Regions from separate parts of the Homo sapiens genome. Here region 2 is linked to region 1. The links are chromatin loops, found by intact Hi-C in ENCODE. Cell type or tissue: ascending aorta. All regions are shown on one strand. Links, peaks and the distances in the headings refer to the core of each region. The heading gives the core; the rest is flanking DNA. Region 1 overlaps MAGI2 (membrane associated guanylate kinase, WW and PDZ domain containing 2). Region 2 overlaps MAGI2 (membrane associated guanylate kinase, WW and PDZ domain containing 2).

What was found. A loop is a pair of places that touch in the nucleus more often than their neighbours do. Peaks named below come from ENCODE experiments on the same cell type or tissue, not always from the same donor. Only the 100,000 strongest peaks of a DNase experiment are listed, where the experiment ranks them.
Region 2: it touches region 1 in a loop (2.0-fold over the local background); 4 of 110 quality-filtered maps call a loop at or near these places.

The regions. Positions count from the first base shown.
Region 1 is chr7:78,143,793-78,160,057 of GRCh38, reverse strand. It overlaps MAGI2 (membrane associated guanylate kinase, WW and PDZ domain containing 2), which reads left to right. Exons shown (of 22, transcript NM_012301.4): 16 at 1-33. Among named protein-coding and RNA genes, the nearest start is that of DDX3ILA1, 160 kb to the right of the region's middle. In ascending aorta, for the core only: no CTCF peak of the experiment used is centred there; a DNase peak (open chromatin) is centred at 8,531; H3K27ac peaks cover 2,027 bases.
Region 2 is chr7:78,203,943-78,220,207 of GRCh38, reverse strand. All of the region lies in intron 10 of MAGI2 (membrane associated guanylate kinase, WW and PDZ domain containing 2), which reads left to right. It overlaps LOC124901684 (a long non-coding RNA gene), which reads right to left. Exons shown (of 3, transcript XR_007060400.1): 2 at 7,595-7,855; 3 at 4,965-5,306. Among named protein-coding and RNA genes, the nearest start is that of DDX3ILA1, 220 kb to the right of the region's middle. In ascending aorta, for the core only: no CTCF peak of the experiment used is centred there; no DNase peak of the experiment used is centred there.

The DNA.
Region 1 (16,265 bases), core at 6,147-11,146:
CCCTGAACAGGCCTGAGTCTGGATCCACTATAAGTAAGTGCTGAAATTTGCCTGCATTTGAATAAGGGGTCTTGTTTTGATTTGTTCCAGTGATACAGATACCGGACAAGTATATCAGAAGACTGTCACGGACATACTGTATAGCCTGAAAGCCACAGGCTGTGGGCACAAATAAGGCATCCATACCACTGACTAGCAGACAGTTACTGACCTCTGGCTCAAGAAGAAGGCAAGAACACAACTAATGCCCTCAACTCCTCCACCCCTATAAAAGCTCTTCATTCATTTGTAAATTAGGAAGAAAGGAAAACAGAGTGATATGGTAATGTTGCCTTGAAAGGAGGGGTGCTTCCTTTTATGGGTTGGTCAGGGAATGTTCTGTAAGTAACTTGATTGAGAACTGTTCAACAGAATAGAACCAGACATGCAAAGGATCTGCAGAAAAAAATCAGTCCAGGCAGAAGGCTTAAGGTGGACGCCAAGCTTGGCATCCAAGAAATATAGAGAAGCCCAGTGCAGCTGTAGTACGGGGAGCAAGGGAGAGTGGCAGGAGGCAGACAGTGCTGGCTTCATGTGCTCTTGGTAGGAAGTCTCAACTGTAGTCTAAGTCCATGGGAACCATTGGAGGGTTTTAAGCAGTGGACTGAAATCTGACTTATATTTGTAAAAGATGAGTCTAAATGCTTGTGGAAATTGAAACCAAAGGGTTGGGGGTGGGGGAGAAAGCAAGAGTGGAAGCATGAGATATAGTCAGAAGGCCATTTAAACATCCCTGTAGGTTCAGAGACACTGGTGACTTTGTAACTGCCCAATGGCTTCACATTGCCCGCTGCCTAGCAGAGCCAATTTATCAAGACGGGAATTGCGATGGAGAAAGAGTAATTTACGTAGAGCCGGCTGTGCGGGGAGACAGAGTTTTATTATTACTCAAATCAGTCTCCCCGAGCATTCAGGGATCAGAGTTTTTAAAGATAATTTGGTGGGTAGGGGCTTGGGAAATGGGGAGTGCTGATGTGGTTGGGTTGGAGATGGAATCATAGGGGGTCGAAGTGTGGTTTTCTTGCTGTCTTCTGTTCCTGGGTGGGATGGCAGACCTGGTTAAAGCAGATTACTGGTCTGGGTGGTGTCAGCTGATACACTGAGTGCAAGGTCTGCAAAATATCTCAAGCACTGATCTTAGGTTTTACAATAGTGATGTTATCCCCAGGAGCAATTTGGGGAGGTTCAGACTCTAGGAGCCAGAGGCTGCATGACCCCTAAACTGTAATTTCTAATCTTGAGGCTAATTTGTTAGTCCTACAAAGGCAGATTGGTCCCCAGGCAAGAAGCGGGTCTTTCAGGGAAAGAGCTGTTATCAATTTTGTTTAAGTCAAACCATGAACTGAATTCCTTCTCAAAGTTAGCTTGGCCTATGCCCAGGAATGAACAAGGACGACTTAAAGATTAGAAGCAAGATGGAGTCGGTTAGGTCTGATTTCTTCCACTGTCATAGTTTCCTCGGTTACAATTTGGCAAAGGCAGTTTCACCCTCCCCTGGGTAGCAGTAGAGGGAGGAGAAGTAGATGAACGCAACTTCTGAAGCTCCTCCAGCTCTAAGGTTCTATGATCCTATACAACAGGTGACAGTCATAGCCCATATTTGTCTTCCAACTGGCCACCTTTTCAGATTCTCAGGCTTCCTTGGTTGTTTTTCCTTTTCTACCACAGTCTTCCAGAGCTCATTCAGCAGCCTGCAAGCAGTAGAACAGAAGAGAGGATAGGAAAATTTGTGCATTTTTCATGTTGAAGTGATTTGGCCCAAAATGTTGGGTATGGAAACACGAAAATAAAGGAGCACTAAGAGAAAGTAAATAAATGCACGTACGTTGTAGTCCTAAAATTCTTATAAACTGTGGGAGTTTCTAGCACATGTGGGATAGGGGAGGGGTGAGTATTAAGCAATACTCAAGAAATAAAGTTGTTGAGAATGAATAAGAACTTTATGTGATAAAGTTAATGTTATCAAAAAAATAAAAATAAAAGAAAGAAAGAAAACCACCAGAACCTCATGGAGAGAATTGCCCTGTTTGGCTTAAGCCTTGATAAATTCAGGAGTGAAAACTACAGAAGCATTAAACCTCAGCGAATATGTGCAGAAGCCAAATTACATACATCTGAAAGTACAATTTCATTTCCCTTTTTCTTCATGAAAAGCTGAAGAAATAAATCCAATCTTTAAGCATAGACTAAAAGCAGAATTCTGTCAGTACGATGGATTCACCAAGATTAAAAGGATACAAAACTAAGGATTTTCATGAATTATATAAACAGCCTTCCAATAATTTACACTTGAGGAAGGTGTTCACAGAGAGATTTTGCAGCCATTCCAGTCTTTCCAATTGTTTATTGGGGCAGAATACCTAAAGGACTAGAATAAAAATAAAAAGTATATGGCCACAATGAAAGTGTTTAGCATGTAGTTAAAGTCTCAGCTTTGTTTGAAGTATAACAGCCTTATTTCTAAATGTATAGGGGAATGTGTGTGTGTGTGTGTATGTATGTGTACATGTGCACTTACTATGTAAAGAAACTACAAACACTTTTCCTATTGCAAATAAAATCCATGCATAAGTAGATTTGGAAAACAATAGGTGCAAATGCTTATAATTAACATGTGAATTTTTCTTCCTACCAAATGGCATCAGACTGACCTCCAAAATTTAATTCTAACCACTTTCAAAATGATATTATTTTACTTCACCCTGGAGAGTGGAAATATATCCTACAGTTCATGATGCTTCATGGCTTTTCTTCACATGTTTATTTCTTTTCAATTTAGGGAGTTTAAAATGCAAGTTGCCCCGTGCTCTGTGGCAAAAGCAGCTTACTCACTGATGGCACGTTGCATTTACAGTATGTAATTTGCAACATGCACCTAAAAGCTTCCTGGAGCTGATGCTACCTCATACTTAACATCTGTGATAATTTTGAATTCTAATTTTGAAGAGAAATGCGAAGTGTCTCGTGAATGGTAAAAAGCCATCCTTGTGCCACATATCCCTGGTCAAAATATCAAAGGTTTTGGGCTCTCTGAGACTGACCGAGGTTTATGCTATCAGGTACTTAAGAATCACGATCATTCCCAGAGTTTGCATTGTTTTACTCTTCAGGTCTTACCCGAGCCCAAGGATCATTAACATATTCACTGTTTTTTGTTTTGTTTTGTTTTTGTTTTTTGGGGTTTTTTTTTGGGTTTGTTTTTTTTTTCGTGGCTTCGGGAGCTTTTTCTTGGTGGACTAAGTGCTGTTTTGCTTTTGATAGGAGCATCATTACATTTAAGCAAGAAAAGGGCATGGTTAACAGCCCAGGTGCTACAATCATCCTATCTGGACTTGAAACATGGCTCTATCACTTACTAACCATGTGACCTTGAGGAAGTTACATGACCTCTTTGGGCCTCAGTTTCCTCGGTGTGAAGAAAAGAACACTTTAATACCTCAATCATGGGGTTGCCATGAGAGTTCGATGAATATGTGGAAGTGCTCAAAAGAGCACTGGCTCAGAGTAAGCACTAAATATGTCATTGCTGCTATCTAGATATCATCCCTTCTAGGAATTATCTTTCATTCCACCAGCTCACTCTTGTCGAGTAGTGCAGAGTTTACTCTGGCTATAGGTTCTGTTAGCCATTAGTCAGAGCCACCACTCTCCCAGGGCAGCTAAATCTGGGCCACAGATGAACATATCTCTGAGGGAAGCTTCCCCTCCCTGTCCCCTTCCCCACATGTGGCCCTTCTGGGAACACAGTCTTTCTCACTACCCACCAAATTACAGCCTAGGTCAGCAATGGGGGCAACTGGAGTACTGGTGGCCAAGTCAGTCCAGCTGAGGTGCCTTTGCTGAGGCTTCAGGCTAGAATTGCAGTTTTCCCTCTCCAGAGTTCACAAGCCAATAAGCTATAAAAGTAATGGAAATCATCGAAATTCAGACTCAAGGGGATGTCTTTTAGAATCTCCCTTGCAAACATGTTGCTATTAAATATTATCAGAGGAGAGAGGAGAGAAGAAGGACCCAAATGTAAACTTTCCCTCCCTATGGATGGAGATACGTCCATAGCTTCTTCAGCCAAGACAACAACTTTGCCAAGCACAGGTGATGCTCAGCTAATTGGGAAACTGGGAGTTAGGGTTTCTTACTTATTTGCTGGCATTTAGTAATGCTCTTTACCAAAGGCTGACAGATTTGTTTTCAAAATATTATTTCCCCAGGAAATAAGGAAAAAACTTTATATCAATCAATGTAATGAAGGAGCAAGCTGCTTCCTTCCGAGGTCAGTGACCAAGTAGGCCAACCATTGCATAGGAGTAGACAGGTTTTAGAAGCTTAGAAGCTTTCTATCTGTAGTGCAGGAATATCTTTTTGCTTGTTTGTTTGTTTTGTTGTTTTTGTTGTTTTTTGAGCCATGGTCTCACCCTGTTGCCCAGGCTGGAGTGCAGTGGTGCAGTGGCATGATCTGGGCTCACTGCAACCTTCACCTCCTGGGTTCAAGTGATCCTCCTCCCACCTCAGCCTCCTGGGTAGCTTAGACCACCATGCACCACCATGTCCAGCTAATTTTTGTATTTTTAGTAGAGACGAGGTTTTGCCATGTTGCCTGGGCTAGTCTCAAACTCCTGGGCTCAAGTGATCTGTCCACCTTGGCCTCCCAAAGTGCTTGGATTACAGGCATGAGCTACTGTGCCCAGCCAGATTATCCTTCTTGACTTCCAGTGAGAACAGGGAAGCATCCTGGGCATGTTGGTCCCATTATGCAAAATATTATGTATTTGTTTCAGACCTTAACATTGGGCCCAAGGGAAACTAAAGTGGTTTCCAGAACAAAGCCTTGAATAAAAATAAACTGTAATAGGCAATTTCACTTTAAATTCTTAAAAAGATTTGAACAAAGACTTATATGCAAAATGTTCATTGCTATATTATTGTTAAGCATAGAAAATTGGAAATAATGTTAGAAACTTCACCAAAACAGATAACTTTGGTGTATTTGGGAAGTTTGAAGCATTTTCTGCCATTGACTAACTGTTTTCATTCTCACTGAGGTCTGCATGCACAGGTTAGAGAAGACTCAGGTAGCCTATGACTCAATGGATTAGATGCTTGCTCTGTAAAATGTCCCAGGGGCTACGTGCAGTGAGGTTGTCAGGCCAATCCTTGGTCCTCCCTACTCAAAACCCAAGTCCTGACATCCAGGTTTTATTGTCCAGCTGTAGCACCTGTCCTTATAGGTGCTTCCTACCTCCTTAACAAACCTACTTTCCCACCAGAGGTTCCCAAGAAGGGCTTTGGTACAAGTAATGAAGTGGCCCTTTTCTATAATTTGAAAGTCTCCACCTTTTCTGTCACTTGTCAGGAGGTTATGCCGGAATATATGAGGTAGACACACATGGCAGCTTGGGTATCGGTGGTGGAGGTTGACAGGCTATTGAGGGAATTTCTAAACTTAGATATAGGATAACAAGCAGCAGGTTAGAACATATTCAGGACAGTGGTCATAGCATCAATCTAAACAGTCAGCAGTAGGGGAACAAACTTTTCAATCCTTCCTTTCTTCATTGGTGTTCCTCTAGTGGTGTTGATTTCATCTTCTGTCCCTATCCGCAAGTGCATCACTGGTCAGCACGCTGCTGGCTCCTCGCAATCCTCCAGCTCAGGACTGGTGCTGAAAATCTTTGTTTCCACATGTGTGCTTTCTCCAGCATGGGTTGAAGTTTGGACCTGGTCATTCTTGACTTTCCCTAAGGCCACTGCAATCTGATGCTCAGGGAAGGAATTAGTTATCTTTGATAAAGCACCCTGGTGAGTTTCTCGAAGTCCTTGATGATGTCCATAGGCTTTGGAGATTAAAACTTATCCTAGAGATTTTAAAACTTCACTAACAGGTCTTTTATGACATTTTAGAGTATGGTTCCTAAAAGGGATGAAATCAAAATGAAATAGAAGTGATGTGAGTTAGGATTTCCCCCACCAAAACTCACCTCACTAACCATGCAAACACTGAATAATCATTGAAATTAGAGGAGGCACAAAGTAAAACAAAAGCCAAGGTCTCTCTACTCTTGCCTCAAAACAAGGAGATTCAAGCTAAATGAAAAGAACATTGGACAATGAGCCCAAGGCTCACTCCAGCTTGTCCACCAAATATTGTATCCCTTGAGCAAGTCACTTGGTCTTCCTGTGTCCTTTTGTCATTTAAAATATAAAAGAAGATGGTCTTTACATCCTCTTCCAGCTCTAAATTACATGATGCCAGGAATCAGCATGGAAAATAAGGTATTAAGTTAGTTTTGTTGGTGTGTAAAAAAGTATTGGGTAAGTTTGAGGCCTAGATCATATTTTTCATTAGCTAAGCTATCATTTTAACTTTTATTACTTTTACCTTTGATTACATAATGAAAATGGCTCCTAACACTTTGAGTTCTTTTGTTCGTCTCAACCTCTGTCAAGAAATTATCTTAAACAATCACTTAAATACACTAACCCAGCTCCCCTTTCAAGGCAATATAAGGCAGTGTTTTTTCAACCTCCTTCACTTCTTGGCACACTTGTAAATTGATGGCATTTGTATAACAAGCTGAGATAAAACGAATGAGGCTGATGGCAGCAAGAGGCAGTCCCCCAGGAGGCTCTACGCCTGGTCCTCACCAAGCTCACCCAACCATCCCCAACTGTCTTGGCACACATGTAACATTTAAGGCACGCCCCTTTCAGTGGCATCATGTTTACAAAGCTCTGCCTTACAGTAAATCCTCCAAATAGCAACCAATTAGCCATTCATTTTAGGTTTTATTGGGATTTGGGTTGTGGCAGTGAATTTTCTTCAAACCTCCATAGTGAGGTTTGTTCATTGATTGCCTTAAAAACACAGGTAATAGATGCAACTGGTGCTTATCCTAGTGCCTTAGCCTTCTCTATGTCATTATAAACTTTGACCCATCAATGTTCCATCTCCGAAAGTCATTGCTAGAGCTACTGAAATACCCACACTGTTGAACATAGGAATTAGAAAGTGAGTCTCATTCATTTCTCTATTTCTCACTGGTTTGCACAAACAAGTTCCCTTTCAGAGTTCTTAACCAGCTTCTCAACATGTAATGTTCTCTTATTCCTTAAATGAATCCCTGCTTTGGATTCCTTCAACAACACAAATGCTTTTACTGTGGGCTTTGATTATGCTGAGAGTGGCTCACTCAGGAGGCACAGTGGTGTCACCCACAATATTACTGTGAGTGCTTTCATAGCAGAAGAAATAGTGGGGTGGGGAACCTATATAAAGTACTGGTTTTCCCCTCATGTATCTGGCTTCTAATATAACTAATTGAAGCCGAAGATAAGCACATATCCTCAAAATCTCTGGGAAAGCCTACATATACAACAAAGATAAGACTGTATTCATCATCTATGCTGATATAATATGTTTTCAGTCAAGTAAGTCTTTTCACATTTATTATTGTGACTTAATTTCTGTTCCATGAGGTAGCCAGGGGCTAAGGGGGGAGTGGTAGATCGTTGCTAATGATACAAAGTACATCAAGAAAGACCACACTTTCTACATACAATCCAGTCCTCCTGTACCAAGTCCTTGACCATAACACTCCTGATACAAATATCTGCAGGATAAAGCTTAAACACATCTCTTGTCCATTCAAGACCCTGGGGCATCTGTTTTTGCCAGCAGCTCCTCACAGGTTCCATTCCATCAAAGCTGGTTCAGTTATTTACCCTGTCCCAGAGGCCATGTTTTGCCTGTTGTCACTTGGTATGCTTCTCTTATGCAATAATATTTTGTATGAAGGTTTCTCCCAGGCACTGTGCTTGGAATCTTACACCATATTTAATCTTCACAGCACCCCTAGGAGGTGGAGACTATTGCCCAAACAGTAAACATCGCCTATTGCTTACTGCTTCCTGACTTCCCTTCTTTTATTGTGTCTGTTATTGCTATTATAGTCATTTCACTTTTCATGTGTTTTTGTTTTGCTTTCCCCACAAAAGTTGTGAGTTGCTTAAGGGCAAGAAATGGTGGCATTTCTTTGGATCCTTCACAATTCCTGATAGGTTTTTTTCAAGGATTTTCATGCCATTTATGTCGATGGGGCTGTATGCTTCTCATACAGTGATCCAGCGCAATCCTCATCAAAAGGAAGACTGTGACTGGTGCTCTGTCCTAAGTTACTCCGCACCCAAACCTAGCTGTTTCATCTCGCAAAGGTAGCGTGACATATTTTTGACAATGGGCGATGCAGTAGAGGATCACTTAGGGGAGGAATTACATGAAAGCTGGTCCTTGGCCAGAGTGAGAAATCACACGATAATAAAGCAGAACCGGAGCAATGTCCCAGAATACAGAGTTGCCATCAGTTGTTCTCAGCCTGGGTAAATGATTCAGCAGTCAGCCTGGGGCCTGGTGAATGAAGACTCAGATGAGAGAGCACCCTAACAAGTCAGGGGTAGGGAAGCTGTCTTTTTGCCTCTGGCCAGCCCCGGTCATCTTACATTTCTTGGTTGCAAAACCCTTGTTCTCCGAAGGGCCAGGCAGTGGCCTTAATGTGCCCCCTGATTCACCTCTCCTGGAACCAACCCTTGGAACCGTCATCCATCTGTGTGAGCACCACCTCAGCAATAATTATATAGTCCTAAATAGGAGGATTTGGATGGCATCCCAGACTCCTTAGAAAAAAGTATTACTTCAGATTATTTATTCACTTACAATTCTCATTAACAAAGCAACCCATTTCAGTTCCAACTAAACAACTTCTGTATCACATTACTCCTTTATAGGATTGTACTCACTGAGGTCAGAATGAATAGGACCTATTTATTCAATTCCGCTTTTTCAGTCCTGAACATGACTAGTTTTTTTTCCCAAATTACAACCTGGCCGCCTGGTTCCTACTAGTAAGCAAACAAGTGCAAATATATAAATATAAATATAAATATAAATATAAATATAAATATAAATATAAATATAAAGCATCAAACTCCAAGTCCCCTGATACCGGAACACTGAAGCATTTATGAAGTAAAATAGAAAGACAAACGCAAACATTTTACTCTGCTAGCACTAACAAATTTAAGGATCTTTATATTGTAGAATAAGTCTGCAGAGAACACCATCATTCTTATTTATCCTCAAAAAGAGGAGCAATACAATCTATCAAAAAAATCTGTGTGTTCACAATGCATTTTCTAAAATTCTGGACTATTTTTCTTACTGTTGAATAGACCTCATAAATCATGTTTCCCCCACTAGGGAATCATTTTTCAGGAGAGTTCTTATTATTGTGTTCAAAGACTCCAGGCAGCAGCATAAGGTGGATATCTTCTTACCTTTAGCTATTCAGTTGCCTTGAAAGCTCATAAATGGGTGATCAGTGGCCGTTTCCTCTGGGCTTATGTCCTGCAGCTCCTTCTTATTCACTAGATAGTACAGGGAGATTGCAACTGCGAAGAGACCCCAGGCATCATGTACAGGATGATCCTCTACCAATGCAGGATGCCCATCACTCTCCCACATTAGGTTCAAGTAAATTCAGAGCCCGCAGGGCACTTTTGCAAAAGACAGTTTTTCTTTATACTGCATTCAGGGCCTCATGGTGGATTAAGCTCTCTGTGATTTTTTATTTTTCTCTTTCTTCCCAACAATCAACTACATAAGAAAGTATTTCAGAGAAGGGTCCTAATGAAGCTTGTTCCACATGTGGAACCATTTTAAGAGCAAATTGTTAAGTGAACACAGTACTGTTATTTATCACCCTTGTCCAGTCATGTTGAAAGGGTATTATAAGGGGATATTTTTCCCATTTGGCCTGGGATAAAATATTTCTTTTTGATGTCCAGTTTCCATCAGGAACTTAGGGAGTGCTTCTACCGAAACTCTTTCCTACCACACCAAATCTTGGTAAAAGATTTTTTATTTGTGCATTTGACCACCAATAATTTTGCAATTGAAGCTGGATTTGTTCCCAACCAAACTATTCTGAGTACTTGGTTGGAATCATTTCTGCAGATTAATCAGACAGCCTTTTCTGGGTGATGAGTCAGATCACTAGGCATTCCCAAGGTTTTTGCAGTGCCAGAGAAAATCAACTAAATAGTGGAGTGTGCCATTGCCATTTTCATTTTTCAATCTGACCTCTCCAAGATCTTGTTTCTCTAAGCCAGGCAAGGGTTTGCTCTACAAAAATGGCCAGATGTTGGGTACCTGATGAACCATCTGCTTTCAAGAGTGAAGTGCCTAAAACCTTCTGTTATAAGTCTGTTCATCATAAAGATGTATACTTACGGATTCATCATGAGAGGAGGGTCTTCCAGAAAGCAAGAAAGAGCACATGTAAAAGGTTTTGTTCTTATAGTTTTCTGGCACAGAGCAGTTGAGATAACATGAAGTAGAAGAATAGTTCAACTTAGAAATCTTCATTCAGATGTTTATTAGACTTGCTAGATGAACAGCAAGATGAAAAATAGCCACATTCTTGTAGACGCTTGACAAAATTGAAATACAATAAAACCTGGGTGCCAAATTAATCACTGATATTGATGCTTCCTGGTGCTAAGTCACTCTTAGCTTTAATCGATGTGTATGATCACAAGCTTTAAAGCAGACCTCCAGGTACCTACATTCATATCCTAGCGGAATTTATACACAATTATATTTGTCACTCTTGAGCAATGAAGGCAAACTGTTACCCAAACATGCTTTCCAGATATAAGACGGATACATTAGGCATTCCCTACCACCACTGCTAATGCCTTCCTTAAGGTTCTAGGTTAGCACTGTGCAGCAGAACTTTCTGCAATATGGAAATGTTTTATCCTGCACTATACAACATTATGGCCATTAGCCACATGTGGCTGTGGAGCATTTGAAATGAGGCTGGCATGACCCGGAATTTAATTTTTTATTATCTTTGATTTCAAATAATTAAATGGCCACATGATGCTTGTAGCTACCATGTTGGACTGCACAATTCTGGAGTATTATGGTGGTCTTTAAATTACTTCCCTGCCTCCAGCCTAATTCCCACTCTCCCTATGCTTCAGTCTACCCTTCATACTACCTATTATCATCAGACTCATTCTAAGACGAGTCTGATGATCTCACTTAGCTGCCATAATCCATTAGTGGCTCCTCAATTGGCTATAATATAAATTCCAAACCCCTAGCATAGACATTAAGACCTTTCATGACCTGGCTTTCCTTCTTTATTCCAGGGCCCACTGATGTCTGTGCTCACTGCACTCTCACCCCTCACAACACAGACACTGCTAATCCACAGATCTGTGTCTTTGCAAGTCATACCACTGTGACTATGCTGCCTGCTTCCCCTAACCTTGACCACCTGGCAAAGTCCTGTTTGTGTTTTATGACTCAGATTAGACAGGATTTCTTCTCTGAAGACTTCCAACCCTTACACTTTCCCCTGCTCACCTCCTGTCTCCTAGTTATTCTACATCAGTTCCTTTTTACTTATCTCTATTTATTTCCATCCAAAACCTCTTATCTCCTTCTGCTTTTTCACTTTTCCCCCTATTTTAAAGGTTTAATTTCTATATAGTAAAGTTTACCCTTTTTAGTCTATACTCTGAGTTTTGACAGATGTGTTTAGTTATAACTACTGCTGTAATGAATCAGCTGTTCACCCACTCCCAGCCCTGGCAAGCACTGATTTGTTTTGTTCTAAAGTTTTGCCTCTCCTATATAAATGGAATGATACAGCATGTAGCCTTTTCAGTCTGGCTTCCTCCACTAAGCATAATGCATTTTAGATTCATCCATGTTGTTGCATGTGTCAATATTTGTTTCATTTTCAATTGCTGAATAATATTCCATTGTATAGACGCACCATAGTTTGCTTATCCATTCCCTAGTTGAGGGGCATTTTGGTAGTTTCCTGTTTCTGGTGATTACAAATAAAGCTTCTATAAACGTTTTCATATAGGTCTTTTTGTGTGTGGAAATTGGTTTTATTTCACTTGGTAAATATCTAGGTGTAGGATTGCTGATTCATATGGTACCAATTTCCAAAGTGGCTGTACCATTTTATATTCCATGTGTGAAGGCTCCAGATGCTTCCTATCCTTGTGAGTACTTGTTATTTTTAGGTTTTATGGTTTTTTTAATGTTTAGCCATTCCAATAGGTGCATAGTAGTATGTCATTTTGGGGTTTGGGGGTGGTTTTTTTTGGTAGAGATGGGGGTATCCCTATGTTGCCCAGGCTGGTTTTGAATTCCTGGGCTCAAGCAATCCTCCTGCCTCAGCCTCTCAAATCATTTTGGTTTTAGTTTGCGTTTTTCTCTAAAGACTAATGATATTGAAGATCGTTAGTGTGCTTTTTTCCATCTGCATATCTTTGCCAAGGAGTTTTTTTTCACTTTTAGTCTCTTCCCCCTCCAGTATAATTGGCATTTCATTATGGACAACAAAACACGTTTTGAATCTCTTCAATCCTTTTTTATTTCCCATTCATTTCTTACGTTAGCATAATAAAAGTCATTTTGTGATGATAGTCTCAAATAAAATTATGGAAATGTATATTTGCTTAGTAAAACTGAAAACACATATAGTTATAACACTTTAAAATATAAGTCATGAGAGAAAGTACATATAAGCAGAAATCCAAATGAAGTTAAAATGTACAATACTTGGGTAAGAAAGATAAGGATAAGAAAGAGAGACCACATGTGGTGATGGTCTCACTTTTCAAGTCCGGGAACTGACATAATTTATTTGACCATTCAGAGGTCACACTGCAAGTTGTTTTCAAAGTTAATATATGATCAAGATCTTCTAGCTCCTGAACACTTCGCTTGAGGGTCTGTTCATATTTAATTTTATCCAGTCATGCGAAATTGCATTCTTTCAGGTTAAAACATACTGTATACACTGTTAGTGGAACTTTGGCTTGTATGTGTAACTGGAGGGCCAATAAATATTCATGTAATCTTCTGGATAATATATTGAAAAGGACAGCTGGCTCAGGAGGGATCATTTGCCTGGGTTAGTATCTGTTTCCATTTATATTAAGAAAATATTGCAAGAAGTTATTATCTGCCGGAGGGCTTGGGGGAATTCAGTGGAAGTCTGATATTGCATCTGATCACTTTTGACATTTACCTATTGTAACAAGGAAACTGTGTGAAGATAGCCAAGTGACTTTTTACAAAACACAATTTCAGAAGCTATAAAAGGAAAAAGGAGATGGCAGAGATAAAATACACTGGATCTGTAAAAATGAGAAACATGAGTTGTCAGCAACACCTGCTTGTAACTATCAACCATTTCTATTGGGCCTGCTGAGAAGTTACTCAGAGCCAAGTACATTGATGGGTGTGAAAAGTGCTTCAAAGGTAGTCAAGAGACACAGAGGAGAGAAAGAAAGTGTAGTTTTATTGAACATTTTTAACCCTAAACCTGAAGTTGATGAAAGGTAATTTTATGACACTTTCTGAATACTTGAAAAGAAACAAGTTGTCCTTTATGTTTTTATCTCTCAAGACTACAAGTGACAACAGGGCTTTTAAACGTTGGGTACATAAAACTTTAATTTTTTTTCCAAACAGATTCCAAATCTCTAACTGGGGCACCAAAATATTGATTGCAAAAACTGATTAAAAATTACTAAAGATATTTCTAATTTCTAATTGATAGTAGTAAATTATAACTACTTGGGGTCTCATTTCTTAGACCCCAAGTAGTAATAGTGAATGAATGAGAAAAGGAGTGGGCAGGAGTGGTCAAGATATTTCAAAGACAAAAAAGTGACAACTCAGCAGGGCAGAGAAATCTAAAACAGATATGAATAACACAGACCCACTCATTTCTTTAGAAACTCAGGGAGGCCCAGAACCTAAAATACTCGGGACAGAATGGAATAAAACAACCATGAAATTTTTATGTTTAAAATAATAAAGCAAGCAAATATGAAAGAAATGAAAGAAAATAAAAGAAATAAAGATAATTCAGGGAAGAAAAGAAAGCTTCAAAAACTTATTTATAGCCAAAAAATGATATGATATTTACTACAAACTGACTGTTTGTGTCTCCTGCTCCAAAACCTATATGTTGAATCCCTAATTCCCAATGTGATGGTGCTTGGAGACGGGCCTTCGGGAGATAGTTAGGTTTAGATAAGGTCATGAGAGTGGTACCCCAATGATGGGATTGGTGCCCTCATAAGAAGATGAAAAGACCAGAGCTCTCTCACTCCAACATATGAGGATACAGCAAGGAGGTAGCCATCTTAGTCCACTTTGTGCTGTTATAGTGGAATACCACAGACTGGGTGATTTACAATGAACAGATATATATTGGTTCACAGTTATGGAGGCTGGGAAGTCTAATATAAGGTGCCAGCATCTGGCAAGGGCCTTCTTGCTGTGTCATCCCATGGCAAAAGGAGGAAGGGCCAAAAGAGAACAACAGGGGGCCAAATTTGCCCTTTTATAATGGTACTAATTCTACCATGAGGGCGTAATCCTTATGACCTATAGGAGAAGCAGCAGACCAATCCGGGATGCCAATATCTAATGAGAGTTGCAGAAAGAGAGACCAGAAAAACAGAATGGAAATTATCAAAGAAATAGTATAATAAAGGTTCACAAAACCAAACTAAAGGAAACAAGTCTCCATACTGACAAAGAACCATACCAAAATGCACCATTGCAATAATTCAAAACAAAAAAAAAGTACAGGGAAAAATCTTAACAATTTTCAAAAAGAAAAGGTAATATAAGTATATCACATACAAGGAGCAAAAATCCTAATGGGTTCAGGCCTCTCAATAGTAATGCTGGATGCTAGAAGACAATAAAGCAGTGCCTGTAAGTTTCTGAAGAAAAATCATTTTTTCAGTCTAGGAGTTTCATACAATCTAGAATTCTAAGCCAGAATTCAATCAAAAGAAGGTAAAAATAAATGTATTTTCAAACACTAAGAATTGAAAAATTGGTTTTTTCCCTGCATAATTTCTTAGAAAGCTGCTGTAGGATATGCTTCAACAAAATGAAAGAGTGAATCAGCAGGAACAGAAAACCAAACACCGCATGTTCTCACTCATAAGTGGGAGTGGAACAATGAGAACACACGGACACAGGGAGGGGAACAACACACACCAGAGCACATGGGGGGCAGGGGGGCAAGTGGAGAGAACCTAGATGATGGATCAATAAGTGCAGCAAACCACCATGGCACACACGCATACCTATGTAACAAACCTGCACGTTCTGCACGTGTATCTCAGAAATTAAAATAACAAAAAATAAATAAAAACTGAATCAGAAAAACTGACACAGAGTCCACCTTGGAGTGCAACAACAATCCCCACGATGGCACTGTCCAGCAGACTGGAGAGCAAACTACCTACGTCTGGGAGGAAAGTCTTCAGAGGAATAAATTAAATTGATGATTTTAACAGCTTTTGGGGAAGCAATTAATGATGTGAGGAAAAGACACAATCAGAAACCTTGATTAGAAGTGGCGAAAGAAGGAAAGAAACTGTGCAAGAAAATAAATGAAATCATAAACGCTTCAGTGAACAAGATTTACATAGTAAAACCACAAACAATGATAACTGGTTTAACTAAAAATTGTAATAAAACTACTTTGGGATAAGGAGAGCAGGTGGGATGCAGAGGAAGAGTGCTAAATCCTCTATCAGAATAAGAAGTGAATAGATATTGACTAACATTGATAAAATGAGAAACAGCTATGTAGGAATATTATTAGAAATGTGAAGAAACAGCTGAAAGATTTAAAATGTTTGCATTTGGGTCACAGAACTAGAGAGGATGGGAGAGTTAGGGCAAGAGACTAGAATTTTTTATTATAACCATTTTGGTTATGTTTAATTTATTTAAGTTCACACATATATTACTTCAATTAAGTTGCTTTAATGCCTAACACTTCTCATAGAGCTCTTTGAGGAAAGAAATCTATAGATAGGGAAAATGTAAGGAAAACAATTAGCTTGCTATAAGTCTCTTAAATTGTCATCATATTGAGAGCAATTGGTAGTGAGTGGGAGGACTAAAAACATAGACAGCCACTAATTTAAAGACAGAAACAAAAGAGTCTGTGGCCAAAAAAAAAAAAAAACTTATAGGACTATAAGTGAAAGAAAAATGGTCCTAAGATTAAGCAACACTGAATAAGATCATATAGCAGTTTTGGAAATGAGCTGATGAAGCAACATCACAAAAATCCTAAGTTTCATAAAAATAAATTATT
Region 2 (16,265 bases), core at 4,784-9,783, 62 kb before region 1:
GTAGAAATGGGCCCAGCAGGGCAAAGATAGAGTTGTCACACAGCCCAGGTGTTCTGAGAGCTGCAAATGGAGTGGGGCAGACAGACAGAGGGCTCTGAGGTGGAACTTTGTAAGCAGTGGGGCTGGAGCTGCAGGCAGGGCCAGGTCATGGAGTAGGTTGTATAATAAGGAGTTTGGACTCCATTCTGCAGCAAATAGGACACCACTATAGAAGAAAAGAGAAGTACTATGCTCAAATTTGTGCCTTACAAAGATTCCTCTAGCAGCAATGGAAAGAATGGATTGGGCAGGACAGGAATAGAGGAAAGGAAGGAATAGTTAGAAGTCATTTACAGTACTATAGGCAAGAAGTTCTGAGGTACTGGGGCTCTGAATCAAATAGTAGGAAGCAAGAGTCGAGAGAAGAGGTCAATACCAGCGACATCAAGGAATGACAGAATGTGAAAGGGAGGATGGAATGGACAAATTTGCAATGAGCCCCAGGTTTCTGGATTGGAGAATGGTTTGCTATAGCACCATGACTGTTGGAGAAGGGCAAGTTGTGGGGGAAGAGATTACATTCATTATTGGATGTGAGTCTGTGGGCCCTGTAGAATAGTCAGTGTAAATACAGCTGAACAGTTGGTCTTGACATCGGTGGGGGGGAAGGACAAGGCTGATTTAGAAGGAGATTAGATGTTTTCAGTAGTACGAGAGGCCCTGAGGATAAAATGAACTCAACCCAGGAGAATGCCTCAGTGAGAAGAGAAAAGTGGGTGCAGATGGAGGAAGCAGGTGTAGCAGATTCAGCAAAATGAAGTCATACCTTTGTCTTGGTAAGCTGTCCAGATAGACAGTGCTGGGCCTGCAGTAGCCATTCAATCAATATGCATTTAATGATGAATAAGTAAATGAATGAGTGAGGGAATCGTTGAGAGAGAAGTGAGGGGCACTTAGTGTAAGTAGCAGAGGTCAGGCTTAGAAACACAGCACTACCAATTCCTCTCCTGCAGACAGAAGCTAAAACCATGAGAGAGAGGGAGACCCCAAGGGAACGTGTATAAAGTGAGAAAATAAGGACTCAGGAGTGAACCCTTATCTCATTAGGAAGGTAGACGAGGCACGTTCTCCACGATCCTCTGTAAAACATTAGTCATCATTAATCAGAGCAGCCCAGTCAGCCAGAGCAGCCATTAGAGACACAATTTGACCTTCATCCATAGCAAAGAAGATAATGTTCCAGTTCCCCTTCACGTGGGAGGTAGACGAGGACAGAAGAGGCACAAAATGTCGGCTATGATGAAGCACCAGGTTCGGTATGAGCAGGTGCCAGCTGTGAAGAGGCGCTGTTGGGCTGTAAAGTGTGGTTCTCGACTTGTTAATTCCATTAGGAAAAAACCTAGATTAGTCCCCACTGACGCTGTGTGAAGAATCCAAGCTGAGAATGAGCCCCACGCTACTAATGCAGCTTCAGAAAGCAAAACAGACCCACAGAGTCCCTAGGTGGGTCCAGGTGACACAAACACACTTCCTTTGTCATATGCAGGTGACAGAGGTGGCTCATACTTTTTCAAACCCTGTTTCTCTTTAGAAACCTGAAAGCCAACATTGTTTGCAGGCTTCTTTGTTAAGTGACTTGAAGATGGGAAATTGTTCAAAAATAAGCTGTCAACTTAATTGAATTCAATTCAGCTGAAAAATATTGTGGTATCACTAAAAGTTAATTGTTAACAATATGCTTGTTAACAATACAATTATTAACAAGCATGGCCCCTGCCTTCACTGTTTTTCTAAGATTAAAACCAAAATAAAACATGGTGTTATTTAGTTTAGAAGTCAACTACTAGTGAGTTTAAGTGCTGATTTTCCCCTTCTCTGAAAGATTTACATCACTTCTAGTGATTGTCATCAGCTCCATGATGATTCAGTGGGAAGCCCTCGTATGTACATCTGCAAAGGCAGAATCCATTGGCTGGAAGGTCCCCTATGGTTCCAACATGCCACAGACTTGTAATACATACATCATGACTCAACCAAGGCACATTGCTGGCAGCCCAGGAGAACTTCCTTCAGTCTCTCATCTATGCAATAGAGCAATAAAATATTCTTGAAAACTTCAGAGTTGTAGAAGGCTCTTGGCCTAACCATATCTGGCTCCCTCAGTGCCATATATCTGTGTCTATTCTCTTTCCAACCCTAGTTCTGCCCATGTGGGACATCAGAGGGTCTCCAACTTTTTTTCCTAAGTAAAACGGCAGCTTGAAATGATGCCCCTTATAGTCATGCATCTAAGTAAATACACAGGAGATTATGATGTGCCAAGAACCTCATTCTCTGCCACTACAGCCCCCAGGCTACCAAGTGGTCACTATTGCTGGCCTCTTCTGTTCCATTGAATATAAAACCAACAAGCAACATCCAAATAATTATTACAGGTCTTTGTGCTGACCTGAAAGATTTTAGGACAAGATCATGGCAAGTAACTAGTCTGCTAATTGCATAATGCCCTGCCATCTTGCTATGGCAAATTGGTGTGGGAAAAGAACTCTAGACCTGGAGTCAGAGAGGGTGTGGGCCAAGTCTCAGTTCTGCCATCTCCCTGTTGCATGCCTGGGATGCCATCAGAACTCTACTTCCTTCTGTAAGATATGTGTAGTCATCCCTTTCCTGCCTCCTTCACACAGATTTCATAAAGAATGTGACAATATATCCAAAATTGCCATTTCAATGACAAACTGCTACATGAGAGATACACCACAGAGAAATAAAAATTGAGTATTGGTAAAAATACATTTTGATGTTTCCTTTCACGCAACAAGTATTTATTGAGCACCTACCCTACACTAGGTACTGTGCTAGGAACTGGAGAATGAATACATACACGTAAGATCCCTGCCCTCAGGAAATTAAACCCATAGGGGAGAGAAAAGTTATCCCAGAAACATGCACCTGAATTCCAATTGTAACAGATGCAAAAACTTTGGCCCAGGGAGGTTAATGTAAGGGGTTGTTAAAGGTTGAATTGTGTTCCCACCCTCAAATTTATATATTGAAGTTCTTACCCCCAGTACCTCAGAATGTGAACTTATTTGACATAGGGCCATTCCAGAGGTCGTTAATTAAAACAAAGTCATACTGGAGTAGGGTGAGCCACTAGTCCAATAGAACTTGTGTCCTTATTAAAAAGGAGAACATTGGAGATGCCATCCCCTGTGTGCATGTCTGTGAAGATGAAGGCAGAGATCTGAAAAGCCAAGGAATGGCAAAGATTTCCAGCCAACTCCAGAGGCCAGGAGTGAGGACTGAACAGATCTTTCCCCAGCAACCCTTAGCAGGAACCAACCCTACCAACACCTTGATCTCAGACTTCTAGCCCCAAGAAGTGTAATATAGCAAACTTCTATTATTTAGACCCAAAGAGGGGAAATACCTTTACGAATTAGTGGTCTCAACCATGGAAATGGGAAGTAGCATTGAGGTTTATGCAGCTATGAGAGCCTCTATCGGGTTTGGTTTAGACAAGTCTGGGAAGTTACCTCTGAAGTGACCCTGGAGCAAACCAAGATCTAAAGGAGAAACAGGAGTTAGCTGGGTCAGCAGGGCAGAGAAGCAGGCTCAATGACCTTGTGGTAAGAGGGAGACTGAAGAGTCTGAAAGAAGGTCCCTGTGGCCGGAGGAGAGAAAGCAAAGCACATAGGAGCTGAGCACCAGAGCGAGGTGAGGCTAGAAAAACGGATGGGGAACAGACTAGGGTCCTACAAAGGATTTTCACTTTGTTCTTACAAGCATGGGGAAGCCAATTACAAGGTTTCAAGTAGATGAGTGACATGATCAGATTTATTCTTTGAAAAGACTGTTGTGACTACACTGTGAAGAGCAGATGGATGAAGGTACGAGCAGGAGGCAGGTAGGTTGGCTGCAGTAGGCCAGGCAGGACCTGACAGTGAATTACTCAGATGCAGCATGGGACATGAGAATTGAGGACTATTTAGAAAATAACCACAGGACCTGAAATCAACTTGAATTGCTATGGCACAGGTTGTTATTGTTGGACTCAGATAACAGTTTAAATATGTCCCAGGGTGAATGGTGATATTTCCTTAAAACATGATGGCAGATTACGCCTGTCTCAGCATTGATGCTAGGACTAGGTATTGACACTCTTACATTTTCTCCACCTTGATCTCTTCATACTTTCAGTTCATACTATGACTATTTCATTTTTTATGTATCAGTGGGAAAGAGATTAGCATGTTTACCAGAAAAATTGTGCCAAAATAACAAAGCTAATGCTTATTTAACTGCTATGCCTCATAAGTCTACCCCAGTCTTGCAACAATTGGAGAATTCTCCCATTAACCAAAGGCACTTTACATCTGTGCATTTTTAAAAGGCCAAATCTGTGGAAGATTTTATTTCATTAGAGATATGTTCACTCAACTCATTAATAAAAATTAGCCTCCACTTTAAAACAGAGTGGCAAAACAGTGCCCACTTGCTACCCCCTTTTCCTCCATTCCCATGGCTGGGGTTGCTAATCAATAAAGATGATTTCCTGCTGAGGCCGTTGAGAATCCCCACCACAGCACTCCAGGCAGCAGTTGATCAGAGTTGGCAAAAGAATGGACTCGTTTTCCATCTCCATTTTAATGCTATGTAAATCCCTTCTTCCCAAAAAATCATCACTCTAAGTGCATAGTTACATTTTCCTCCTACCACAGGTATGGTTTGCCTGTTTTCATCAACAGCATCTACAACAGGTGGTGTTGATGTCTTACTCATATCCTCTCAGCTGACCCAAGTCCACAGATGGCTGGGATGCTTCTAGCAAACTGATAGTTCTACCTCAAGCACCAGCCTCTTATTCTGTAATGAAGAACTTTCTGTGGCACCACAGATACTTCCTCAGCCTTAAAGCAGGCACAACCGAGAATGCAGGAGAGTTAACACCATAGGAGAACAATCCTTATCCCCCCATGTTCTCGTGGTTTTTCAGAAGATCCACGATGAGACTAAGCCCCAGCTGCTCAACACAATAATCTATTCATTAACGTTTCCCTTCCCTGAATCACTTTCCCCATTCTTCGCTTTATGCTTCGTAGAGTCACCCAAGTCCTCCTCTCAGGGTCTGCTTTTGTGAGAACCCAAACTAAAATGACATCCGTGATCCTCTTTTGTCTTCATGTGATGTAAAACATTGACTCACCAGTAGTCAGTAAGGTTCCTCTTGGTGATCCGTGGACTGTGATGCAAGCTGTGACTCTCTGCTCCACAGCAGAACCATTAGAATTATCTTTTCTTCTGCCTGGGAAGTTCTACAGGAGAACCTGGGGATACGAAAAATAAACAGGGAGAAAGAGAAGTCAGTTGCACCAAGAATCCCCACTGTAAAGCAAACAAGTTTGTTCTTAATCCCTATTTCTTGCTATTGTAGTTATGAGAAAATACATTGCAGGGGTAATCCTCTGATGATTTTTGTGCTTTATCTCCACAAGTAGTAACAACTATTGTTAATCAGGGAAGCCATAGTCTTAAGGGAAGATTGATTTCAAGTCTTAGCTGGTTAGTCAAAACAAGAAATAAACATCAGTTCTACCTATATTCCAGATCTTACTTTTAAAAAGTAAAAGATCTAGATTTGTAGACCAAAGTAGAGATAGAAATAAATTGCTCTTAACATTAATAGATTATGCTAAGAAATCTTAAAATGACATCAGGCCAAAGTCTCATATTGATATCTCATATCTCATATCTCCCAACATCCCAGTAAAGTGCCAAGACATCAAAAAGATAGTATCAGGGATTCACAGATTCTAGCAATAATTGATTTTTAAATGGAGGATGGCATCTATAACAAAATAGGTAAGTATTTTAAAAAGGAATGTTTAGCCTTGAAGATTAGAAGAGCATGACACTGAAAAAGATTTACTACAGAAAACAAGAAACTCAGAAAACATACTTGGGATCCTCAGATGCTAGAAGATGTAATATTTAAAAAGGAGAAATGGGCACGGCCGCTCAAAATGCAAAGACCACACAAAGTAATGCTTGATAAAGAAGTCTGAAATAGACAAATCAGTGGGCTTCGGATTACCTCAGCAGGTGAAAACATTCATTAACATCAGTGAGAACCAGACCTGATGCTGCAAGAAGTTAATGATGTAGAGGTCAACATGAGGAGGTCTCCAATTATGGAGCAGTAGGTCTCACGTTTTATTCCAACTCAACAGCAATCACATGCACATCACTCTCCCAGGTAATTCTGGTTTGGATTGGGTGTTTCAAATAGGAGACCAAACCTAGGCTGGGGAGGTTGGGGGAGTAGTATGCCTGAGTTACCAGAGGAAGGGAAAGAAGTGTTAGAAGGAAAACCTTAGATTAAATTTGACAGAGTTTGAGCAAAGAATGATTCGTGAATCAGGCAGCCCTCAAACCAGAATAGGTTCATAGACACCCCAACACTGTCGCATGATCGACAAAGATTTATGGACAGAAGCAAAGTAACCTACAAAAATGGAATTGAGGTACAGCTCAGATTGGTTACAGCTTGACATTTCCCTGATTTGAACACGATTCGAACAGTTGGCTGCCTTTGGCCGAAACTCTGGCACAAGAGCAGGTTATGGTCTGTTTACACATCCAGTTAGATTAGTAGTTCACCATGTACAGAGAAACTCTTAGGCTGAACTTAAAATAGGTAAGGAGGCAGCTTTAGGCTAAACTTAACAGAAGTGTGAACCAAGAGCTTTGACTATGACCTCTTGGAGGAGAGGAAGAAGCATGTCTCTCTTTTGATAAATATTGATCGTAGGGAGTCAAAGGACAAAAAAATTCAGGACTCTAATAAAAGAGTCAAGATCAAATCTACAAATAGAATAACCTTTATCAGGACTTCTGGAATGTGCATTAGTCACCTGGGGACCCTGTCAAGATGCAAATCTGATTCAGTATAAATCTTAGGTCTGAGATTCCTAACAAACTCCCAGGTGAGGCTGATGCTGCAGGTCTCAAACCACATCTTGAGTAGAAAGACTTCAGAGAAATCCCAAAGCAAATGCTCTTGCTATAGTCCAGGAAGAATTGATGAAAACAAATTAACACTTAGGCATATTCTGGTAATTTATAAAGCACTAGAAAGGATTTTAAAGTGCAATTTTTCTGGGAGGAAAATGAAAGGTGACTTACCAATAAAAATTGAGCAGATCCAGGCTTCTCCTTCCATCACTAAATATCAGAGGACAATAGAAAAGTCTTGGCTGGGTGTGGTGGCTCACGCTGTAATCCCAACACTTTAGGAGGCCAAGGCAGGGGATCACTTGAGCCCAGGAATTTGAGACCAGTGTGGGCAACATGGTGAAACCCCATCTAAAAATACAAAAAGTTAACCGGGTGTGGCAGTACATGCCTGTAATCCCACTGGCTACTTGAGAGGCTGAGGTGCAAGAATCATCTGAGCCCAGTAAGTCAAGGCTGCAGTAAGCAGTTGAGATCTAGTTTCATTTGAAACTAGAATTCACATGGAAGTGCTTAGGAAAGATGCCAGCTATATGGATTTGCTACTGCTACCATAATACATTCCTTACAAACTTAGTGGCTTAAAACAATATAAACTGACCTTATAGTACTGTAGGTCAGAAATCCAGCACAGATGTCACTGGGCTAAAATCAAAATGTCAGCACAACAGCATTCTTTTCTGTAGTTGTTAGAAGAGAATCCACTTCCAGAGGCCTCCAGCACCCCATAGCCGGTGACACCCTTCCCGTATCTTCAGGGCAGCTGCAGCAAGTCAGAGCCTCCTCACGCTGCCATCTCTCTCTAGCTGCAGCCAGGAACGTTTCCTCTCTTGAAAGGACTCGTGTAGTAGGTTGGGCCCACCTGTATAATCAAAGATACTCTTTGCATCTGAAGGCCTTTAGCCTTAATCACATCTGCAAATTATCTTTTGCCTTGTAAAGTAGCCTACACGCAGGTTTTGAGGATAAGCATGTGGATATCTTTGTGGGGGCCACTGTTCCACCTATCACACCAAACAATTATTTGAGGAGATACATTAAGAGAGGAATCAAAATTCAAAATCCTCAAATAGAGAAGTACTGGTATAAAACGAACTGTAGCAAGCACTAAAACTAGTTAAGTTGCGTAAATGTAAATAATCGTATAAATACTTACAGGAAAATGCAAAGTTAGAAGCAATTCATAAAAGAATAATGGTAGCATAATCATTGAAGCTGGAGGCACAGTCTATACTAGAGCACAGAGACTGGAGTGAGGTTAAACCTTCTCACCTAACCAGGATCAGGAGGAACTGGAAAACTCCAATGGGATGAAAACAGTGATTGAAAAAGATAAAGCAAATCAAAACAAGTCGTAGTCCATACAGCATAAGGCAGCTCAAAAGCATTTAAAAGTAAGCTTAAAAGAACAAAAAGTGGAAAACAGTGAAGGAAAAATAACATGCATCTGTTGTGGCAATAAATTGTTGAACACCTTGCTGAAAAGCAGACCTCTACTTTGTAGAAATAGAATTTGAAATCCATCAAAAGCATTAAATGAACAAACATTCCACTTTATATTGATAGAATGTAAAGTGCATTACTATTAAAATAGTTTGTTATTATCTTTACTTTGTTCCAGAAAAAAGAATCTGAGCCTCTGAGAGGTTAGGGGACTCAATCACAGTCATGCATCTGTGAGCCACAAAGCAAATCCAGGGTCTCCCTCACAGCCCAGGAGTCCATCCTGATAGCATGTGCCCACCCATATATGTGAGACCACATAGCTAGTGAGAGGTGGAGCTGGGACTAGAACCCAAGTCAGTTTTACCCCATATTCTGTGTGCATAACTCTCACTCCACCACCTCAGAAATTGTGTTCCTGTTTCTATCTTTGCCTCATAACCAGGACCCCTAAGATTCCCATTGATCTTACCAATCTCTGCCACTGTAAGTGAATTCTCCTGTCTAGTCCCATCCCTCCCCATGGGGCAGATCCTGGGGGGTTCACCCACTGAGAGATCTGCTCCAGCCTCTTGATAAGGATTTGGGTGCCTCCTCTCCCAATTAAGGTGAATGTCTCCCCTGGTGCTCTAGATCACACCCTCTCTTGTCTCATGAAATGATTTCACCAGTTAGCCTCTTTCCTACTGAATCTTCACACTGTCTCTACTCAGGTTCCTTCTCATCTGGATGTTAGCATGCTTATCCCACCAAAAAGAAATCTCTTTATGGAGGGCTTTATTCCCCTGTAGCCACTATGACACTGCTTCTTCAACCCCATAACCATTTCTCAGTCCCACTTCCTCACCTTCCATTTCTTCAAACCCACTGCAATCTGATTTCTGCCTTTGTCTTGGCAATTGAACTGCTTCCACTGAGGTCACCAGTGACCCTCCTCTCTGACAAACCAATAAAAAGTCTTGTATTATGAATATTTACATCTACTACTTCTTGAAGCTTTCTTTCTACTTGGATCTCTGTTACTTTTCAAACACTTCACTCATTCTTCTACAAATCCAAGGATTTCACTTTTCATGCAACACAATTTTGCTGCATTATTTTAAGTTTTACCTGACACATATCTCTGAGCACCACACAGTAGAGCCAATTACTATAGAACTTAAACACCTAAACTCAAACTCATTTTGGTGCAAACTTCAAAATGTAGTTCAAACTACATTTGAACCCATACTCCCAAAGGCACCTCCGACTTATTTTGCCCATAATCTAACTCATGAGACTCCACTCAAACAAGCCTCTTTTTTTATCTCAGCCAACAACACCATCATACACTCAAGTTCCCAAGCTAGAAGTCATCACAGATTTCATCTTCTCCTTTATAGTACTTCTCCATCCCCAGCAAATCTCCGGGACTCATCAGTTCTCCCGAGTATCTTTTGACTATGTCTCTGTATCCTACATTCCTCACCCTTCACTACCATTACTGAGCCATTCAATTAGGTCTACTGAAGTATCCACTGTGTGTCAGGTATTTGCTAAGTACTGGGGATACATGATGAAGAAAATAGGTATAATATCTCCACTAATGGAATTTATGCTCTAATGGGGGAGATGGACATTAAACTAATAATTTTAAAATTATGACATTAATAAATATGATCTAATAAATATAATTACAAATAGAACCATATAAAGGAAAAATGCAGGATACAATGAAAAACTATAATAAGGAAACTTGATTAACAATGAAAGGTCAGAGACATCTCTGAGAAAATGATACTTAAGCTGACACATAAAAAAGGGTCAGAGATAGCTATGTAAAGAGTAAGAAAGAGTGGACAAATAAAGGAGTTGGTGCAAAGGCCCTGTGGTTAAAAACACCTGGCTTAAGGAACTTCAACAATTGAAGAGGAGTGACGCATGCTCTGGCCAAGGAATAGGTAGCAGCCAATTTCTTCAGAGCCTTGTAGGTTTTGCGTTTCGTCTCAACTGTAACAGGAATTCACTGAAGGATTTTCAAGCATAATCAAATTCAGTGACATCGTCAAATTTGCTGTTGTTTCAGCTCAAGCAAGAGAAAATAGGGCGTGAATTACAATGGTGGCCATGGAGGTAAATAGAAGGAGATTTGAAATAGATTTCGGAGACAGAAAAGACGGAAATTTGGTGGTATGGAAGGAAAGGAAAGGAAAGTGTTAAGAATGACTTTCAGGCCAGGCACGGTGACTCACACCTGTAATCCCAGCACTTTGGGAAGCCATGGTGGGCAGATCATGAGGTCAGGAGATCAAGACCATCCTGGCCAACATGGTGAAACCCCCATCTCTACTAAAAATACAAATTTTAGTGGGGCGTGATGGTGCACGCCTGTAGTCCCAGCTACTCGGGAGGCTGAGACAGGAGAATGGCCTGAACCCGTAAGGCGGAGCTTGCAGTGAGCCGAGATCGCGCCACTGCTCTCCAGCCTGGGCAACAGAGCGAGACTCCGTCTCAAAAAAAAAAAAGAATGACTTTTAGGTTCCTGTCTTTTTTTTTTTTTTTTTTTTTTTTGAGACAGAGTCTTGCTCTGTCGCCCAGGGTGGAGTGCAGTGGCGCGATCTCAGCTCACTGCAAGCTCCGCCTCCCGGGTTCACGCCATTCTCCTGCCTCAGCCTCCCAAGTAGCTGGGACTACAGGCGCCCGCCACCACGCCCGGCTAATTTTTTGTATTTTTAGTAGAGACAGGGTTTCACCGTGTTAGCCCAGATGGTCTCGATCTCCTGACCTCGTGATCCACCTGCCTCGGCCTCCCAAAGTGCTGGGATTACAGGCGTGAGCCACCGCGCCCGGCCAGGTTCCTGTCTTAAAACCTCAGAGGGCAGGTGAAATTTCCCAAAATAAGGAACACTAAAGAGTGAAGAGTGGATTTGGGAGGAAAGATAAAAGATTCCATTTCTGTATTGAATTTATGATGCTTGTAAGACACCAACAACTCAATAAAGATGTATTTAATGTTGGTGTAAAATACCAAACAGACATGTAATCCATCTTAAATTACTTTAAAATCTTTCTAGATGGATTTCCCAAAAAAAAAAAAAAATGCTATACATTCACCATTTTTTAAAAAATGTCAGAACTGGATTTTTCCATTTGCAAGTATTGATTGCCTTCCACATTTTCTTTGCCAATTTTTTACAGTGTGCCATAAACCCAGAGCAGGTTTCTCTCTTTATTCCCCTTATCTTGCTCAGAACATAAATAAAAAGCCCTTTGTAGTTGTTAATATTTTCTTCCAGACTCACCTCACTCTGAGTTTTAGCCTTCCTAGCACAATTCTTCCTCTTCCAGTCCATTCCTTTATTCCTGTTTAAGGCTTTTCACCTTGCCTGCATTATTTTGAACCTATCCTTTATATAGCTGAGTTTATCAGAAGACAATATGTGCAGATTTATCCTTTTGATAGTCATTGGGATTACTTGAAATGGTTGGATGGCTCTCTCCATAAGGAACAAAGCCAGGGGAGAAATGGCTGTTTGAAAACAATTTTACAGTGTTTCTAAGAAAAACACTTTTATTTAAAAGGTACAGAAAGGATCGTTTTTAAAGCATTGCAGAGAAAGCCTCAGCTCCCCATATTAAAAAAAAAAAAAAAAAAAAGCCACTTTGGGAGGCCGAGGTGGATGGATCACGAGGTCAGGAGTTCGAGACCAGCCTGGCCAAGATAGTGAAACCCCTTCTCTACTAAAAATACAAAAATTAGCCGGGCATGGTGGTGGGCGCCTGTAATCCCAGCTACTTGGGAGGCTGAGGCAGAGAACTGCTTGAACCTGGGAGGCGGAGGTTACAGTGAGCCGAGATCAGGCCACTGCACTGAGTGACAGAGTGAGACTCCATCTTAACAAAACAAAAAACAACAACAACAACAAAAATGGATTCTGCAGGTCAAAGATGGTAGTTATGTGAAATTTTCTTTGCAAATTGAACGTATTGCTTGGCTAACACATGGTGATGTGATGTTTGAGTACTGGCAGTAGTGTGTCTTCCACTCTTGCTAAGGGACAGGTCTTTTCTTAGCCTAGGTCAGTTTCATTAGGAAAAATTGCCCTTTTACCCACTTCGAGCAGCTTAAACAAATTATCTCAAAGAACTGCAGGGCTTAACCCATTTAATGAATTTTAATAAGGAATACATGAATCAGTCAAAAACCAGAAAAAAAGTGAATAACATTGAACTAGTTCTCATGGAAATTAGCTCATGACTCTGCTGGCTTACATTTACCAAAGGCTAAATTTTTGATGGAAAGCTTAGGTCTGTTTTCCAGGCTGTGGGAGAATGGGAGGATCTTTAAATTAAACATTAATTTTATTAGTGGTATTTTTCTCCATCCAATTAACCCTAAATGGAGATTATAAAAGCCCTGGGGCTTTTTTTCCTCTTTGGGAAACTTTTAAAAAACAGTTTCTTGTATTGAAAGAGTTTCTCCATAATCCCTGAAATATTTTCAGAAATGTAGTGAGAATGTGAATTCAGTTTATTCCCTACAATCCTTCATAAAAAAGGATAATTTAAGAGGTAGAAAGGTCTGTGTGGGTGTTCAGGTGAGTTTCCTGTCTTCCAGCAGGGCATCACAGGGACTGTGAAAAAAAAACTCTCTCCATTTATTACTTTCTCTTTTTTCTCTCTTACACATGTGATATGTGCACACTTTTGTTCTCTCTTTTCACTTTTTTCTTTTATTGCTTGAAAAAAATTTAATTGTGGTAAAATACACATAACATAAAACTTATCTTACATCTCAGTGTACAGCTCAACAATGTTAAGTGTATTCAAATTATTTTGTCTCCTTTTCTTATGTAAAACAGAACACACAGCTTTAGGGCATGGAAATCAGTAGTGAAACATATCTTTGTTTAAAAGTCGTTCCTACTCCTCTTCTGTGCTTAAAAAAAAGAGAACTAGAAAGTGTTTCCCCAGCATCTCCATCATATTTAGTAACTGCAGAATCCCCTATGAAATACATGACGTTGTAACAGTAATCTTCAAAAGTAGAATCATATGTTCTAGCAAATATTTCAGCTAAAGGAGAAACTATTTCACATTCTGCAAATGGGAGTTCAGTGTATCGACTGGAATACAGAAGGATGTTGAAAGACTTAGTTCTGTTTGGGAAAATTCCTGAAAATCTTGAAAAGTTGTCTTGGCGGCCAGGCGCGGTGGCTCACGCCTGTAATTCCACCACTTTGGGAGGCCGAGTCGGGTGGATCATGAGATCAGGAGTTTGAGACCAGCCTGGCCAATATGGTGAAACCCCATCTCTACTAAAAAATACAAAAATTAGCTGGGCATGGTGGCACACACCTGTAGTCCCAGCTATTCAGGAGGCTGAGGCAAGAGAATCGCTGGAACCCGGGAGGCGGAGGTTGCAGTGAGCCAAGATCACGCCACTGCACTCCAGCCTAGGCAACAGAGCAAGACTCCATCTCAAAAAAAAAAAAAAAGAAAGGAAAAGGAAAAAGAAAAGTTGTCTTGGTGTTATGCCAAATTGACGATATCATGATAGATTAAAGTTGCTCTTCATTGTATTTTGAACTCTTATTTGAATTGGGGTGATTTTAAGAAAGTTCATAATCTTTTTGCCCTGTGAAAATAAATAATAATAAAACTGTTACCACACAAATGCACACCCAGAGAGGGGATCTCCACTTCAGATCTACTGTAAAGACATTGATGTTCTTTCATTTTGGTTATCATGTGTCAGGAAAAGTAAGTTCTGAAAAGAGCCACTCTAATTTGCATCAAGCAGTTTGAAAATGGCCTTTTGTGGCACTAGCATTGGCCACAGCATCCTGTATCACATGAGGTGCCCTCAGTCCAGGATCCCAATGAGAAGGCAGTCAGCACAATGCAATGATCTGTATAGCAAATGGAATGTTCTAAGGTTTCTCAAAATCAAGATTCCTGACAATAAAGGAAATAGTAAATATTTTCAGGGCTTTTTTTTCTGAATGAAATAAATATTACCTGCAGTAGATGTTACTATTGTGTTTTTATTTTAAAATGGTTACCAGGGACATATATAAATTGTTCTCTATATAGGATGACCAGATTTCGCAAATAAAAATATAGAATTCCTAATTAAATTGAATTTCAAACAATGAATAATTTTAATATGAATAGGTTCCAGAAGTATCAAATAATTTTTAATAGCAGTATGTCCCATGTAGTATATGTCTCATGCTATATATGGAACATACTTACATCCAAAAAAATTATTCATTGTTTTCTCCAAAATTCAAATTTGGCTGGGTATATATTTTATCTGGCAACCATATTTCTGCAGTTCATTAAAAGTTGTATTTTGGGCCAGGCGCAGTGGCTCACATCTGTAATCCCAGCACTTTGGGAGGCTGAGGTGGGCAGATCACTTTAAGCCAGGAGTTTGAGACCAGCCTGACCACCATGGGGAAACCCCATCTCTACTAAAAATACAAAAATTAGCTGGGTGTGGTGGCAGATGCCTGTGGTCCCAGCTACTCAGGAGGCTGAGGAGGGAGGATCGCTTTAGCCTGGGAGGTAGAGGTTGCAGTGGGCTAAGATCACGCCACTGCACTTCAGCGTGGGGTGACCAAGTGAGACCCTGTCTCAAGAAAAAAATAAATCGTGTTTAGTTGACATGTAGATTTAATTTACATTTCAATAATGAAATCAGTGTTGTCTTTTTTCTTCTGTCATTTTCAAGTACCAGGATTTCCTGCCTAAACAATTTGCAATGTGTGTCTGTTTCTCTGCCCATCTCACTATGCTCTTAGATGCAGAGTTACAAATATATTCTAGTTTTATTTCTGGTTCCAAAGAAGACAGATTTTACAGGTGTAATCAGTTTTGTGCTTTATATTAAAACGCATCTATTTAAAAATAAATTTTAAAAATGCATCTAGTTTCTATATTAGCTACATCTAAATTTTTCCATTTATTCTCTTTTGTTTTATGTTCTTATCCATATTTCATTTAACTTACAACTATATCTTGAGCTCTTTTGCTTTTATCATAAGACGCAAGATTAAATAAATACATTTGCATTTGTACACACACAAATGCACACTCAAACACACAACAAGTTGCTAAGGATAAAAATCAATACATGATCAGTACGAAAAACATGAGTCAGATCATTATAAAAAAAATTTTAATCCCACCAGAGAATTCTAATATACAGCTTTCTACAGAAGTAGGGGAAATAAAGACCAGAAACTAAAACAAACTATTACTATTACTATTATTTTAAAGAATATGGCTCTTTTTCTATAAACTTGGTTTTATAGTGAAGACTACCTCAACTCAGAAAGGCTGAAGAAAAGGTTTTCTGTATCTCTGTTCCTGTTTCCCTATGAAAATGGGTGAAGAGATGCCCCAAAATTAATATTTTCAGGAGAACCAAGCCTAGCAAAATGCTTAGAATTGAGAAAGGCTAGGACGCCAAGCGAGGTGTAATAGTTTCTGGGTGATGAGGGGAATAGTGTCCTATGATCTGTGAGGCAAGCAGCAAAGGCGAAATTTAGCAAGCAGTTTTTAAATAATCATGCCCAATAGAAATTATTCCATAATTATTATTAGAAATTATTCCATTCACATGGAGTGTGGAAATTCACCACACAATACATGCATATGCAAAACTTCCTAGATCTCAGAAGTCTTATCTTGCTTTTGTGATCTATGTCCTACCAGAATAATTTCAGAAATAAGCTCAATATAATAACCAGCATGTCTCTTCAAGGACTTGACAGTTTTGATTTGGTTTTTAGTGCTTTTTAATTTTAATTGAAATAGACTAGATTTCCTAGAGGGGCCAT